2 separate regions of the Mus musculus genome follow, and region 2 is linked to region 1. A link is a contact called in ENCODE POLR2A ChIA-PET data. All regions are on one chromosome and are shown on one strand. Each heading gives the region's core, a stretch centred on a gene start or an enhancer-like site at or near the end of the contact. The rest is flanking DNA. Distances are from core to core; before and after follow the strand shown. Region 1 holds the start of Sertad3 (SERTA domain containing 3). Region 2 holds the start of BC024978 (cDNA sequence BC024978).

The links. ChIA-PET counts read pairs that join two places held with the same protein, here RNA polymerase II (POLR2A).
Region 2: POLR2A ChIA-PET joins it to region 1 with 10 read pairs in embryonic stem cell. The contact joins the promoter of BC024978 here to the promoter of Sertad3 in region 1. POLR2A ChIA-PET finds 5 or more read pairs at or near these places in 2 of 5 experiments (Patski and embryonic stem cell).

The regions. Positions count from the first base shown.
Region 1 is chr7:27,470,432-27,477,287 of GRCm38, reverse strand. It overlaps Sertad3 (SERTA domain containing 3), which reads right to left and starts at 3,448. Exons shown (of 2, transcript NM_133210.2): 1 at 3,417-3,448; 2 at 1-1,148. The coding sequence starts at 1,145. The coding sequence ends at 552. It also overlaps the pseudogene Pgam1-ps2.
Region 2 is chr7:27,191,734-27,198,589 of GRCm38, reverse strand. It overlaps BC024978 (cDNA sequence BC024978), which reads right to left and starts at 2,809. Exons shown (of 7, transcript NM_001243888.1): 1 at 2,483-2,809; 2 at 1,224-1,684. The coding sequence starts at 1,576. Snrpa (small nuclear ribonucleoprotein polypeptide A) reads left to right here and starts at 2,319. Exons shown (of 7, transcript NM_015782.3): 1 at 2,319-2,599; 2 at 3,034-3,146; 3 at 5,548-5,720; 4 at 6,810-6,856. The coding sequence starts at 3,056.

The DNA of each region.
Region 1 (6,856 bases), core at 2,199-4,698:
AAAAAATCCCCCCAAACCAACCAACCAACCAACCAACCAACAAACATACGCCTCTGCAAACCCTACCTCCTCTTTCCTCTTAAGTAGCACAGCATGGAGCTGGTAGACTTCTGCCCTATTGCACATGGTCCGGCCTGGTTATGAATCAGGAGGCTGCTGGTACTGGGGTCCTGCCAAGAGGTTGAGTCTGTCCGGAGACCAGCCCCTCCATCACCCCTTGACAGGTCCAGTTTTATCTTCCCTGAGACCCTAGTGGTCATAAGGACAGTGGGAACTGGAGGCAGAAGAAATGTGTAAGCGAGGAATCTAGACTCCCTGAAATAGAGTCTCCTTAAGGCATTCGGAAGAGATAAATTAATTGAGGAAGACGCACCTTCACGGAAGGCTGTGGCAACCAGACACGCACACATGCAGGACAGTTTGTGGAATCCTGACATAGGAGGAAAGGAGGCCACACAGTCTCTGTCTAGCGCCTCCGCCACGCACACATACAAGAGTCCCATCTAAGGCCCAGCGCACTGAGGCTGACGCCCGGAAGAATCCCATCAGCTTTAGGATCCCAGGATGATTTCCATGATGTGGTCCAGTTCATTCCACTCCCAGGATCCTGGGCTACAGAAGAGGCTGTGCGGCGGCTCCGGGGGTGGAAGTGCAACGTCCTTTTCCACCGCAGATGTATCAATGTCCAGAAAGAAGTCATCCAGGCCAGAGTCTCCCAGGTACCTTGAGCTCAGAGCTTCTAAGAATACAGGATCAGCCTGGGACACGATCTCATTCTGGGGACTCGAGGAAGCTGCTGGATTCAGAGGCGGCTCCATCTCATCCATGGATGTATCTAGCTCCCTGAGGATGGAACCGATGGTGGTAGATAGGGAGAAATCTTCTTCACCTAGGAAGAGAGGTTCCGGGGGCAGGGCTGGTGCTGGAGCGAGGCGAATGGCAGCCTGGAGCTGCTGGAGTGTGTTGTGGATAAGGACGTGCCTGCGGAGGCTGGGTGCTCTGGGGCCCAGGCTGCGCTGGACTTTGTCCAGAGAGATTCGGAGCAGGGCTTGCTGGTAGCTCCGAAGAGCTGTTGGACTCCAGTCCCACTTCTCCTCTTCCTCCTCCTCTTCCAAATCAGAATGTTTCCTCTTTAAGCCTCCCATGTCCTGTGAAAAAAGAGTGGAGTCAGATACCTTGGGACCTTACTTCTTCAAGCAAGCCTGTGTAGCTATGGGAAGCTTTTGTGTGTGTGTGTGTGTGTGTGTGTATGTGTGTGTGTATCAGAACCTCCATTTAAAGTGCACAGAGAATCCCACAAGGCTAAGAATGGGTAAATTAATGCATGCAATGTGATTGAGAGAACAAGATGCAGATAGGATTGCTGGGACTGGTAAGTGAGTGTGAGGAGGGGTGCACAGGACACAGAGTGGGAGCAGGTAGTAGTGAGGGTGGAGAGACTCCTGTAGCTGTCACCTCCTCTGTATTAAGGAGGCAGTGAGTTCAGATGTTCAAGGTCACCCTCAGCTAGGCAGTGTCTCAAAAATAAAAGGAGCTGGAAAAATTGCTGAGTGGTTACGAGCACTGTCTGTTCTTCTAGAGGATCCAAGTTCGATCCCCAGAACCTGCATGGATGGCTCAGGACTGCCTAAAACTCCACTTTTAGAGGATCCATGGCTTCTTCTGGCCTCCTTTGCCACCAGGCACACAAGTAGTGCCCAGACAAGCATGCAGGCAAAACATCCATACACATAAAATTTAAAATAGGAAAATGAACAGAAAAAAAAATTGCAGATGGTGTCCTATGCCATTAATTTCAGCACCCATCCAGGAGGCAGAAGCAGGTAGAGTTTAATATGGTCAGACAAACCTGTCTCAGAAAAACAAAAAAGCCCTAAAACAAATCACCAAAACATCCGGGCATGGCTTGAGTATCACTTGTCTGTGGTAGGCACAACGTTGAATTTACATTATGGTAATCAATTTTAACATTTGGAAAGTGAAAATCCTAACTCTGGTCTCAATAGATCTTGTTATTGTTTTCCCACAATACTTTTTTCCTAACAGGTCACAGGACAAACAGGTATGGAGCACAGAGTAATGGACCAAACCCAAACTTGAGACAGGGTTTCTCTGTATTGCTCTGGAACTCCCTATGTGGATCAGGCTGTGTCTCGAACTCATATCGTACCGCCTCTTCCTCCCTGAAGGCTGGGATTAAATGTGTGTGAGACGAGGCTTAGCTGGGACGTGTGTGTTTAAATTCTTTTTTTTTTCTCCTTTTTTAACAAGAATATTTCTGTCCGTACCTGCTTCCTACAATTGAGTCTATGACCTCTCAAAAGAGAGGGAGTATTTCCCAAACTCCGACCCAAAGGAAAGCCAGCTAGAGCGAAACTAACCACAAACTGCACCCTCTAGCGACCAGTCCAACCCAATCATCTCTTTTTATAGGCACCACCCTTCCCTGGGTCGCTAGACCAGACCCAAGAACACCTCAATGTATCCTCAGGGCCTTCTGGGAACTGTGGACCCAAAGGCTCCAGGCAGAGCTTCGGCTGTCGCGTTGGAACTACAATCCCCAGAAGGCCCAGCACACCCAAGAGACTGGACACGCCCGCCCTCTCTGAGAGCATGCGTACGGGAGCTCCGGCTGGTGGGGGAAGGGAACCCGGACTTCAGCTGCCCAGCGGCCGCCGAGCCCCGCCCTCTACTGCCTTCGGGGCGGTGAATCCGAGCTCCACGCCCCGAGCGCCCCTCCCCCACCAGGCTTCAGTCAGAAACCTGTTTTCTCTGGGTCCCTATCACCCCAGGAAGTTCTGGATTCTTCCCCAAACTGTCCTCGGTGTGCAGAGGTCCAAATCCCATCACATCGCCCAAAGACGACAAATAACTCTCGGGTACATAGTTCCGCCGGCGAAACTGGATATCCCAATTCTGAGACCTCGTCCCAAATCTCCCCTCATTCGGCTCCACTTTCAAATGACTCTGGCTTTCCAAATACCCAGTCCGGCTCCGAGACCCAGTCAGTGAACTCTTCCCCGGCATTCCCTTCTCACGACGGCGTCTCAGAATCCAATACTCGGTTCCTCTAGTTCCCGGGTTCCTCTAAATGCTTCATATCCTAGCCTTAAAACGCTCACTTTGTCCAGAACACCGTGGAACTCCAAACTCAGCCTATTCTTCGAGACTCAAACTGTCCTACACTCTCCTCCAAAGTTCTTTCTCCGTTTTCCTGGCTTCTCCAAACTCCAACTCCTGAGTAATCCTGCTCCCCCTTCGGTGCTGATGCTGGAATTCAGCCTTCCACCCTCCAATGTCCATCAATCACACCAATCTGCTCTCCACTCGGGATACCCCGCTTCCGCCTACCGTGGGGGCGCGCCCCCGTCCTCCTCTAACTCCAGGGAAATCTCACACAGGCGGCCACTCCTCACCTCGGCTGCCAGGGTCGCCACGACTACCTCCGACAAGCCTGCAGGGTTGGGTTCCACCAGTGCTGGGTAGAAGTCCGGCTCACTTTCCCCGGGCCTCTGGGTCTGGCTGGGGGCCACTCGGCTCCTCCCCGGAGGCCAGTCGCAAGCCAGGATTGGTTGGAATCCTGCCCGCCGCGGGGCGCCATTGGCTAAGAGGAGCCACGGATGCTAGGCCCCGTCCATCACTGGGCCGGGTCCGGTTTAGGTTGGCTACTGGTCAGGGGGCGGAGCGGAGTCTCCACGGTGGAGTCTGGTAACGCCGTCAGAACTGCTACTTTGGACCCAGCTGTGTTTCTCACTCCTCTGTTTCACTGCAGACCCCTTATACCAGACCCCACTGAAGAGTGACACCGGGTGACACCATTCTCCCCTCCCTGCGGTTTTGCAGGCTTGGGGCAGATGGTGGAGGCCACGCCCCCCGGAGTTCCGAAGGCTGGGTCAAACCGGAGGGCGGGGGGGGGGATGACGCACTAGACAGCAGCCAATAGCATGATGCGGCTTGCGTTGCCTGAACGACCGCAGCCCCGCCCCTTAGCTGGCGGAGCTCTGCTTCCCCACCCCCAACCCGTCTTGTAGGAGGAGTCTATGCTTAACCTAGAGGGGTCTGCTGCTTGTTTGGGGGAACCTCCTGGATCCCAGGCAACGCTTTCGTTTTCCGCATTTGTCTGCCTGTTGCTGTTTACTCTTAAAGACTGCTCACAACTCTGGGAACAAACTCAAACTTATTATTATTATTATTATTTTTAGTTTTGGGGATTTAACATTTGAGCATTTTGAACAAACACCGTAGAACTGAGCTAAGATTTAAAATTTTGTGTGTGTGTGTGTGTGTGTGTTTAATTTTGTGATATGGTTTCGTAGTGAAGGGTTAGCTTGCTCTTCACTATTTGGTCTCTGGTACCCTCCTTCCTGTTTTCTAGGACTCACTTTCGGATTCTTTTTGTTTTAGGCAGTCTCGTGAAGCAGGACTCCAGTGTAGACAAGGGCCTTGAAATTCTAATCATGCTTGGCTTCCATATTGCTAGTCCTGGAGCTGCAGGTGTGTCCCTAAAGAAAATTCCTTTTGCTTAGTTTTTGTGGTGTTGGGCACGGAACACCGAGGTGGTGCTAGCCAAAGTACTCTTATCACTGAGCTACATCCCCAGCCACTTTTTTGTTTGTTTTCTGAGACAGCGTTTTGCTGTGTAGCCTAAGCTATTCTGGAATCTTTCATCTTCCTGCTTCGTTTTTCTAGTGCTAGGATTTAGGCATTACCAGCTTGTCTAGCTTGCTTTCAGTTTTTCTAAGATGGCTTCCAATATCTCCTAAGAAATAAACACAGGGCTTTTCTCCCTTACCTTATTGCAAGGGTCCAATTCAAGGCACACTCTCAGCAGTGAGACAGCCAGACTCTCAAATGTTCTTCAGATGTTCTTGGTTTTGCTTTGTTTAGTTGTTTGTTTTTAATGCCTTTTTTTCTTTTCTTTTCTTTTCTTTTTTTTTTTTTTGAGACAGTTTCTTTGTGTAACTCTGGTTGTCCTGGAACTTACTCTCTAGACCAGGCTGGCCTTTGTCCCACAAATGTTGGGATTAAAGGCGCGGAGCCACCATTCTCTTGGTTTTGCTTTTTTTTTTTTTTTTTAATTTATTTTACACGTGTGAGTGTTTTGCCTGTATGTATGTATGTATGTATGTATGTATGTATGTGCACCATATACATACCTGGTGTCTACAAAAGTCAGAGGCATCAGATCTCCCGGGAGAGTTACTGACAGTTGTGAGCCACCACGTAGGTGCTGTGAATCAAACCTGGGTCCTCACTGAACCCTCTCTCCAACTCTTTGTTTTGCTTTCAAGTTGAGGTCTCATGTAGCCCAGGTTGGCCAGGAACTTATTTATTTAAAAAAATAGAACGTATTTATTTTGGGTTTATGTGTACCGTGACATGCATGTTGAGGTCAGGTGACAATTTGAGAGAGTCCTTCCAGCCCATGGGAGGCAGGGATGCAACATCAGGCCTGATGGCAAAGCACCTTTATTCACTTACTACCCCCACAGCCCTGGACCGCGATATGCATAGGTAGGCGATCTTAGACTCCGGAGCCTCCTGACCACAGTTGGTCCATGCCATCCCGGATTCAGACCCAGGAAAAACAGCTTAGGTTCGTATTTAACATACCAAGGTGGACCTGGCCTCCAGGTTCTCCCAGCATCCCTCAGTGCCTACCTGGCCTACCCTGCCCTTTACCCTGAACTTTCTGGACCAGGGGCTGGGTTTCCCCTCCCCCAGAGGCTCATCCTTATATAATCCAGACTTTTGTGCTCTGTGTTCTCTCTCTCTCTCTCTCTCTCTCTCTCTCTCTCTCTCTCTCTCTCCCTCCTTCCCTCCCTCCCTTCCTCTGTTCTCTATCTTTCCCTCCCTCTCCTCCTTCCCTCCCCACTTCTCATCAGTCTTCCTTTCCGTGGTGACTTCTCTGGCCTCCTTCTTTGGGACCATGCACCTGCCCAAGAGCAGCTTCCCACGAAACCTGCCTTTATATACTCTAATCTGGCTTGAATTGGCTCATTTCCCTGGGAGAGAATAATTTACCAGTTATTGTTCTTTAATGTTTTAGGTTTATTTAATTCTGTGTATATGAATGTGTCTGTACCACCCGCATGCAGTGCCTGCAGAGGGCACGGGTTAGATGCCCTCTCTGAATTACAGTCAATCCCCTGCAGAGGGCACGGGTTAGATGCCCTCTCTGAATTACAGTCAATCCCCTGCAGAGGGCACGGGTTAGATGCCCTCTCTGAATTACAGTCAATCCCTAACCCTCTACCTTCCCCCACCTGGACTAGGGCCCCTGAGGACAAGTTCTAAGGTTACCTCTGCATGCTCTGAAGTATTCTGAGTGCTGGTCCCAGAGCACGTACACAGTGAAAATCTGTCAAGCACTCAGGCAATGCAGAGAAAGAGAAATTGAGATGGCAGAAACAAAACCAAACCTCAGTTGTGGGCCAGCAAGATGGCTTCCATGAGTCACTAAGACCCATGTATTGAAAGTAGAGAAACAGGCTGGAGAGATGGCTCAGTGGTTAAGAGCACTGACTGTTCTTCCAAAGATTCTGAGTTCAAATCCCGGCAACCACATGGTGGCTCACAATTATCTGTAATGAGATCTGATGCCCTCTTCTGGTGTGTCTGAAGACAGCTACAGTGTACTTACATATATAATAAATAAGTAAATCTGGGCGCAGGCGCGACCGGGGCGGGGGGCGGGCTGCGAAGAGAATCTCGGCGATCCTCAGTTGCTGCTGCATCCTCTGCCCATCGCCATGGCTGCCTACAAGCTGGTGCTGATCCGGCATGGCGAGAGCGCCTGGAACCTGGAGAACCGCTTCAGCGGCTGGTACGACGCCGACCTGAGCCCGGCGGGCCA
Region 2 (6,856 bases), core at 1,560-4,059, 280 kb after region 1:
AGTCAGCCAACCACAGTGATTCATGCCTGAAGTATCAGCACTTTGGAAGCAGAAGCAAGACTGCCACAAGTTTCAGGCCAGCTTGAGCTACACAGAGAGACTCTGTTTCATACCACCATTTCTAGTGCTGGCAGTGTATACCTATAATCTGATGTGGAGGAAGAAAGAACAAGGTATTCTCAGCTACATAGCAAGTTTGAGGTCAGCCTGGGCTACATGGGTCCTTTCTCAAACAAACAAACAAACAAACAAACAAAACAAAACAAAAACAGACCAAAAAATAAAGCAAAGTGAACAACTCCTTCAGAGTAGTGTCTAACACAAACTACTTTTGTGGTGTGACAGGTTTTCTGCATTTAATTTTGATGATGGTGGCTGGAGTACTTGGTGTGTGTACCTTACAAATGTGGTTAGAGAGCGTAAGAGCCTCTTTCCTTCCTTCCTTCCTTCCTTCCTTCCTTCCTTCCTTCCTTCCTTCCTTCCTTCCTAGTCAGGGTCTCACTATGTAGCTCAGGCTGGCCTTCCCTCATCTCCTGCTTGGCTTCCTGAGCTCTGGGATTACAGGCATGTTGCCACTATGTCAGGAACTAGGAGTTTCTTTATCAATCTGGACAAGGGCCTGTGGTCTCTTTTCTAGTCTCTTCCCTTATTGTGCGTGTCCCTGTGTGCACTACTCTCTTCCTGAGACCTTGGACTCGATTCATGACCTTCATTCTCTAAAGTAGCTTTCCTCTCTCAGCGAAGTCATTCCCTGGCTCACCAGACCTCAGGACAGTCCAAATCCCTCCATCCAACTCCACGTCCGCTGCTGCTGACCCTGTGTTTCCAGCTCCACTTTGCCAGTTCTTTAAAAAGTCTTTACTGTAGATCTGCTCGGTACTGTCTGCTTTCATGGCACTGGCCTGCATAACGTGCTCACTAGCATTTGTAGCTGCTTCGATTCTAGAAGCCAACACTGAGATCTGTCCTTGGGCTCCATTATCACAACTCTGGCTACTCTGGAGTCACTGTCTGGAGGCACAGAACCACTGGCTTCTGTGTCAAAGCCAGGCCCGAGCAGAAGCTGTTCTCTCTATTGCTGGAAGCTAACTAAGTAGGGTACTTAAGGCATCTGGCTGTTTGAGATCAAGGAAGTGGGACCGCAAAGAGCAGGGTGGCTGTGGTGACTTGTAATCAGGTGATTGTCTGAGATCTGGGCTGGTTTTGGGGGCTGGAGACCCTACCGGTCCTTGTGCAGCTTCAGGAGCCTCTTCACATCCTCTTTGCCTTTGGGGGCTGGGCCAGCCTTCTCTAAGGCCTCCTTCAGGAGCTGGCTGTTCTTCAGGCCATAGACATGAGGGAGAACAGGCTCCACAGCAGAGGGTAGAGGGGGAGGGGGAGGGGGAGGGGGAGGAGCAGGAGGGGGGGGAGGGGGCGGCAGTGGGGATGAAATAGATGTATGGAGACTACAAGGAGGGGATGGTAAAGCTAGGTCCGGGGGATTTAGAGGTAAAGGAGGTGGAATGTTGGTGTCTGGGGTCTCATGAATTATTGGAGAGATTGTGGGTTTTAGGGGGAAAGAGCATGGAGAAGTCATTTGGGGTCTACAGGAAGAATAAGAGGCTCTCCCCAAATCTCCCAAGGATGGAGATTTTCAGTTTTTAAAGGAACTGGATGAGAGATATTCAGGCCTGCACATTGAGATCTGTAAAAAAAAAAAAAAAAAAAATTAAAACTGGAGTTGATAGCAGAATATGGTGTCTGGCCAGTTGTTCTGGGAGAACCTGGGCTAGTATTTGAAACAGTGGAAAGAGAAACTGGGCTAAATCAAATGCTGAAGGATCCCGAAGGGTGGTCTGTGCTATGGGGCTGGGGCTACATTAGAAGGGACATTTTGTAGGTGTCATCTCATCTGCTGTAGCTAAGCTAGTTTTGGTCACTTCTGTTATTCGGAGGTTCAGATCTGTTGTGAGGTGTCTAAAGGATGTGACTTGCCTACTTTTTGCATTGCGGGCCTGAGTTTGAAACCTTGACTTTACGAGCTAGGGTTAAGAGGTTACAAAAAAGGCACGTGGGTGAGAAAACAGCCTAATGGTGGGCGGGTCATGGGCTTAGCGGGGAAGTATGAGAGTCGCAGCAACTCAGCGATCAAAGGCCAACTAAGTTGGTATAAACCTATCAATTTAGGAACTTAGGAATCTGCACAAGCGCCTCCCCAGGAGGAAATGACGTCACCCGGCCAGCCTCCACCTGTCCTTTCCCATCCCACGTGATAGAACTCGCAACCAGCACAACGCTCTTGAAGGTCACGTGATACTGGCGGAAGGGGAAGAGGTGTGGCTTCCGAAAGGCAGTCTTAGAATGCACCAGAGCTCTAACCATGTCCCAATTGGCCAGAAGCTCGTGCCCTTCTTTGATTGGTCCGTTCCCTCGCGTCCAGGGGGCGGGACCCCAAGTGTTCCTTTGGCAGACGCTGAGGCCGGGGGAGAGACTCTGAACTTACCGAGTTTGCCCGCCGTGATTAGCTCGCGGAAGGGAGAAGCCGTTGCCGGGGAAGATAGTTGTGTGTCTGTGCAGCGTAGCTCGGCGGGCGTTGTCGGCGGGAGCGACGGCTCAGGTGGTGGGTTCCCGCGGGTTGTAGACGCTGCTCGGCGCCGGGGAGGCGGGTGGAGCACTTCGGGAGGCCTCTCTTTGAGAGACTAGGATGTTCCAAGTCGGCCCCTACTTTCTTAACTGGCTCCGACATCCGGGGTCTTTTTTCCTCCCGGGACGCCTTTCGCGCACGTGGACTAATGGGAAGCGCCGCTCGGTGTGCTCCGCCTGCCGGGACTCGTAGAGCATTCTGGGATTCGTAGTTAACCTCTCTAGCTCTCCCTTAGCACGCGGGTTGGAGAAGCGGGGGCCTGTGCTGGCTTTGTTGCTAAGCTGTGACATCCTCTTCCAATTCCGGTCTTACTCGACTTCCTCTTGGAAGGGCGATCCCTGAGCATCAGCCCTTTGGAACAAAGAATTTGGGAAACTTAGGGCTAAAGTCGCTTTTTCCTCCTCTTTAAGCCGTACCTGAACATCTCACACCATGGCCACCATAGCCACCATGCCAGTTCCCGAGACCCGTGCCAACCACACTATTTATATCAACAATCTCAATGAGAAGATCAAGAAGGATGGTGAGTTCTTGGGGTAGCCTGACTCAAGGTGATATCACAAGAGTTGACCCCTTTTCACCTCTAGCATCCACATTTCTTTTTCAGCCTTCCCCATTCTGTCTGTTAGGAGTTAACTTTGGCCTTTGTACCTACTGGTTCCTTGGTTTCACCCTAGGTTTTACACTCTGCCCTTTAATCTGCGCATTGTTAGTGATCTTCCAGGTTTTAGCTCATAGGTCCCTTCTTCCTTTGAAGCCTTCCAGGATCGTTCTTGCCATCAGTCTGCTTTCATGAGACTGTCTCTGTCCACTGACCTCTGGGTGGTGGCCTCAGTGATTGACTACAATGCAGATGACACACAGGAGGGATGGGCAATGGATGGCTTTGTGATGTGGGTGATTGTGCCGCGTTCTAAGTCTTGACTGTCTTTAATTCTCACAAGCCTCTCAGATTAAGTAGTTGGAATTTGGGTGGCATAACTTGCCTGGGATCAAATAGCAAGAAAAATGAGACAGAAATGTGGGGTTCTGCTTAAGCAGATTCTTAGACTGGGCTGGTTGGCAGAGGCTGTAATTCTGTTCTTCAGGAAGAGTGAAAGTTTGAAACCATTTGGGACAACATGGCCAAAGCAGATAAAAAAGAAACCAAAGACAAACGGTTTCTTTTAGGGTGTGGAGGTACAGGGCTGTAATCCCAGTACTCAGGAGACTGAGGCAGGAGGAGCTTGAGTTCCAGACCAGCTGAGGCGACATAGCAAGACCCAGTGTCCAAAAGGTTTGAGGAATGTAGCTAGTGTTAGTCTTGCCTAGCAGGAGTAAGGATCTGGGTTCAAATCTCAGCAACTAAGAAAATCAGCATGGCCTGGAGAGAGCTCTGTGGTTAAAGAATGCTGCCTGATCTAACAGAGGATCTGGTTTTGATTCCTTGCCTCCAGGGAGGTTCGTAACTGTGTGTGTCTCCAGTTCCAGGGGATACGACATCCTCCTCTGGCTTCTGCAGGCAAAAAAAAAAAAAAAAAAATCCACACATAAAATTTTTTTTTTTTAAGATTCTTTTTAAATAGAAATCCCTACCAAATAATTCAGTTCTTGTCTGGAAGTAAGGCCCATAGTTAGAAAGTTTCTGCAAAGACTGAATCCCGGCACACATTTTTAAAAAAGTAAACACAAATGACTATTTTTATGTATTTATTTTGTGTGCATCTATAAATGGATGCATGAGGGTGGTCAGGACCCCTCTAGAGAAGCCTTTGTCTTTCAGCTGTTGAGTTCCTGAGATCATATTCAGGTCGTGAAGGCTTGTGAAGTGGATGGATGCTCTACTGCCCTTGCACTGGCCCCTTGGTGCATTGCTTTGTGGAAGTAATTCAGAAGTTAAGGAAGGGTAAATACTGGTTCTTATGACCAACTGGAGAAAAGTGTCGTGGGAGGACTGGGAAATGACTCAGCTGGTACGCATGCTTGCCTGTAAGCCTGACTTCCCAGGTCCCACTGTGATTGACTTCAGGTACCTGGTGCTCCTGCCTCAGGCTCCTGAGGGTTGGGATTCTCGGGTGGGGCCAGCATGTCCAACTGACAGGCTTGTAGCTGTTAGTGGTGGTCGGTAAGTGGACTTGTGATGTCAGCAGGAGACAGGGTAAGAAGAGGGCCATAAGGGGACATCTGGACAGTGAAGTTGGAGAGAGCTTCCTGCAGGGAGGCTGCAGATTTATGCTGAGACTTAAGTGGCTAGAGGGGCAGTCATGGAGATGTCAGGAGAAGGGCATTCAGTGAAGAGTACAACGGCTGAGGTGTGGCGGACACTAGGAGGCCGTGCTTGTGAGTCAGACTGAGACAGGAGAATTGTTGACAGTTTCAGGCTATAGAATGGGATCCTACCTTGAATAAACAAGTGAAGGAAGGAAGGAATCGATGGCATGTCAGGCTTAAAGGCCTGGAAGGTTAGCTTAAGAGTGAAAAGAAGTGTTTGTTATTTGAACAGCAAGTTTGTAGTAGGTATTATAGCTGCCCACGTCTTGTAGGACGTAGACATGTCCATTTGAGTGGCTATTGGCTGTTTCTGTTACTGTGGGCTTTGAGATGTAGCATTTCTGGGTATTCAGTCAATTGGCTGGTGGCCCCTTATTTGGGCTGACATTTTGGTTTTGTGATTTTTTTTTTTTCGTTTTTCTCTCCCCCGCCCCCACACCCCCCCAATCCCCAGCCAGGGTTTCTCAGTGTAGCCAATCCTGGCTGTCCAGGACTTGGTTTGTAGACCAGACTGGCCTCAGATTCTCAGGGATCTTACTGCCTCTGCCTTGCAAGTGCTGGGATTAAAGGTGTGCGCCACCATGCCTGGCTGGTCCACCTCTGAGGATAGTGCAAGTACCAGGACACAGTGTCCAGCCATTTGTCACAGTGTGTCTTGTCTTCCCTAAATGCAGAGCTCAAGAAGTCCCTGTATGCCATCTTCTCCCAGTTTGGCCAGATCCTGGATATCCTGGTGTCTCGGATCATGAAGATGAGGGGCCAGGCCTTCGTCATCTTCAAGGAGGTCACCAGCGCCACCAATGCCCTGCGCTCCATGCAGGGCTTCCCTTTCTACGACAAGCCCATGGTGAGTGTCTTGAGCGTGAAGTTTGTGTGTTTGTGTGCATGTGTATAGGCTGATGTGTTTGTGTGGGAGGAGACTGGGTGGCTATGGGCCTCCTGTGGCCTATGCTGGTCCCTAAGGATGCTACTTTTTTTTGTTGTTCCTTTCATCCTGTGTTCCTTATACGGGGGCTGTGGGGTCACAGACTGATCGAGTATCTGAGTGTGGTGGCTTATGAGGCTGAGGCAGGAGGATTGCCAAGAGTTTCAACCCAACCTGGACTGCAGAGTTGGAACCTGCCTAAAACACCACAGAACTATGGTGGAACCCAAGTGAAGAACGGATTCTGAGCAGCACTTGTCTTCCGTACCTACAGACATTCTATCACTGTAGCTGTTGCCTGGACTGCCCACCTCCACTGAAGCCTTGTTCTAACCACGCCTCTGCTTGCTTGTCCCTCACCCCCAAGTGCTCCTCCACACACCCAGCCCTGTCTCCGCAGCACAGCTTCTTCTGAGAGTGCTCGTCCCTCCTTACAGCTTCCTAGAATAGCACAAAGGGTCCCCCTTGTCCATGTGACCTTGCCTCCTCGCTCCTCTAATCCTCAGCACAGCTAGGCAGAAGTGCAGTCTAGGATCCCAGGCCCAGCTTTCTCATCCCTTCACTTTCTGGCTGTTCTCTTGCTAGGTGGATGCTCAGTGTCCACAGGATTCTCACCCCTTCCTTTTGTTTTTCCACTTTTCCTGACCATTGTATTTGAAAGGTTTACTTTGTAACATTCCTGGGACCTCAGGCCAGAGCTATATGGTGAGACCCTGTCTCAAAATGTTTAAGTATGTGTCTGAGCATGTGTTCTGGGTTCTTCCTAGGAGAGCTTGTAAGCGCCTATTCTAGCTTACAGTTACAGCTGCTTCCTATAGTCCAGCTATTGCTGCTTCCAATAAGTTTCTACAATAATCTGGCCAAGTGGAAAATATCCCCATTTTACAGACAAGGAAGTTGTCACCAATCAGTCTCTGATTTTTCTTAGCAAGCTCCTTTGATGTCTCATTTTGAACGCTAGCAGTTTTCCCTGATTTACATGCCCTGGGCCTTTTTGCTCTTGATTGGTAGCGCATCCAGTACGCAAAGACTGACTCGGACATCATTGCCAAGATGAA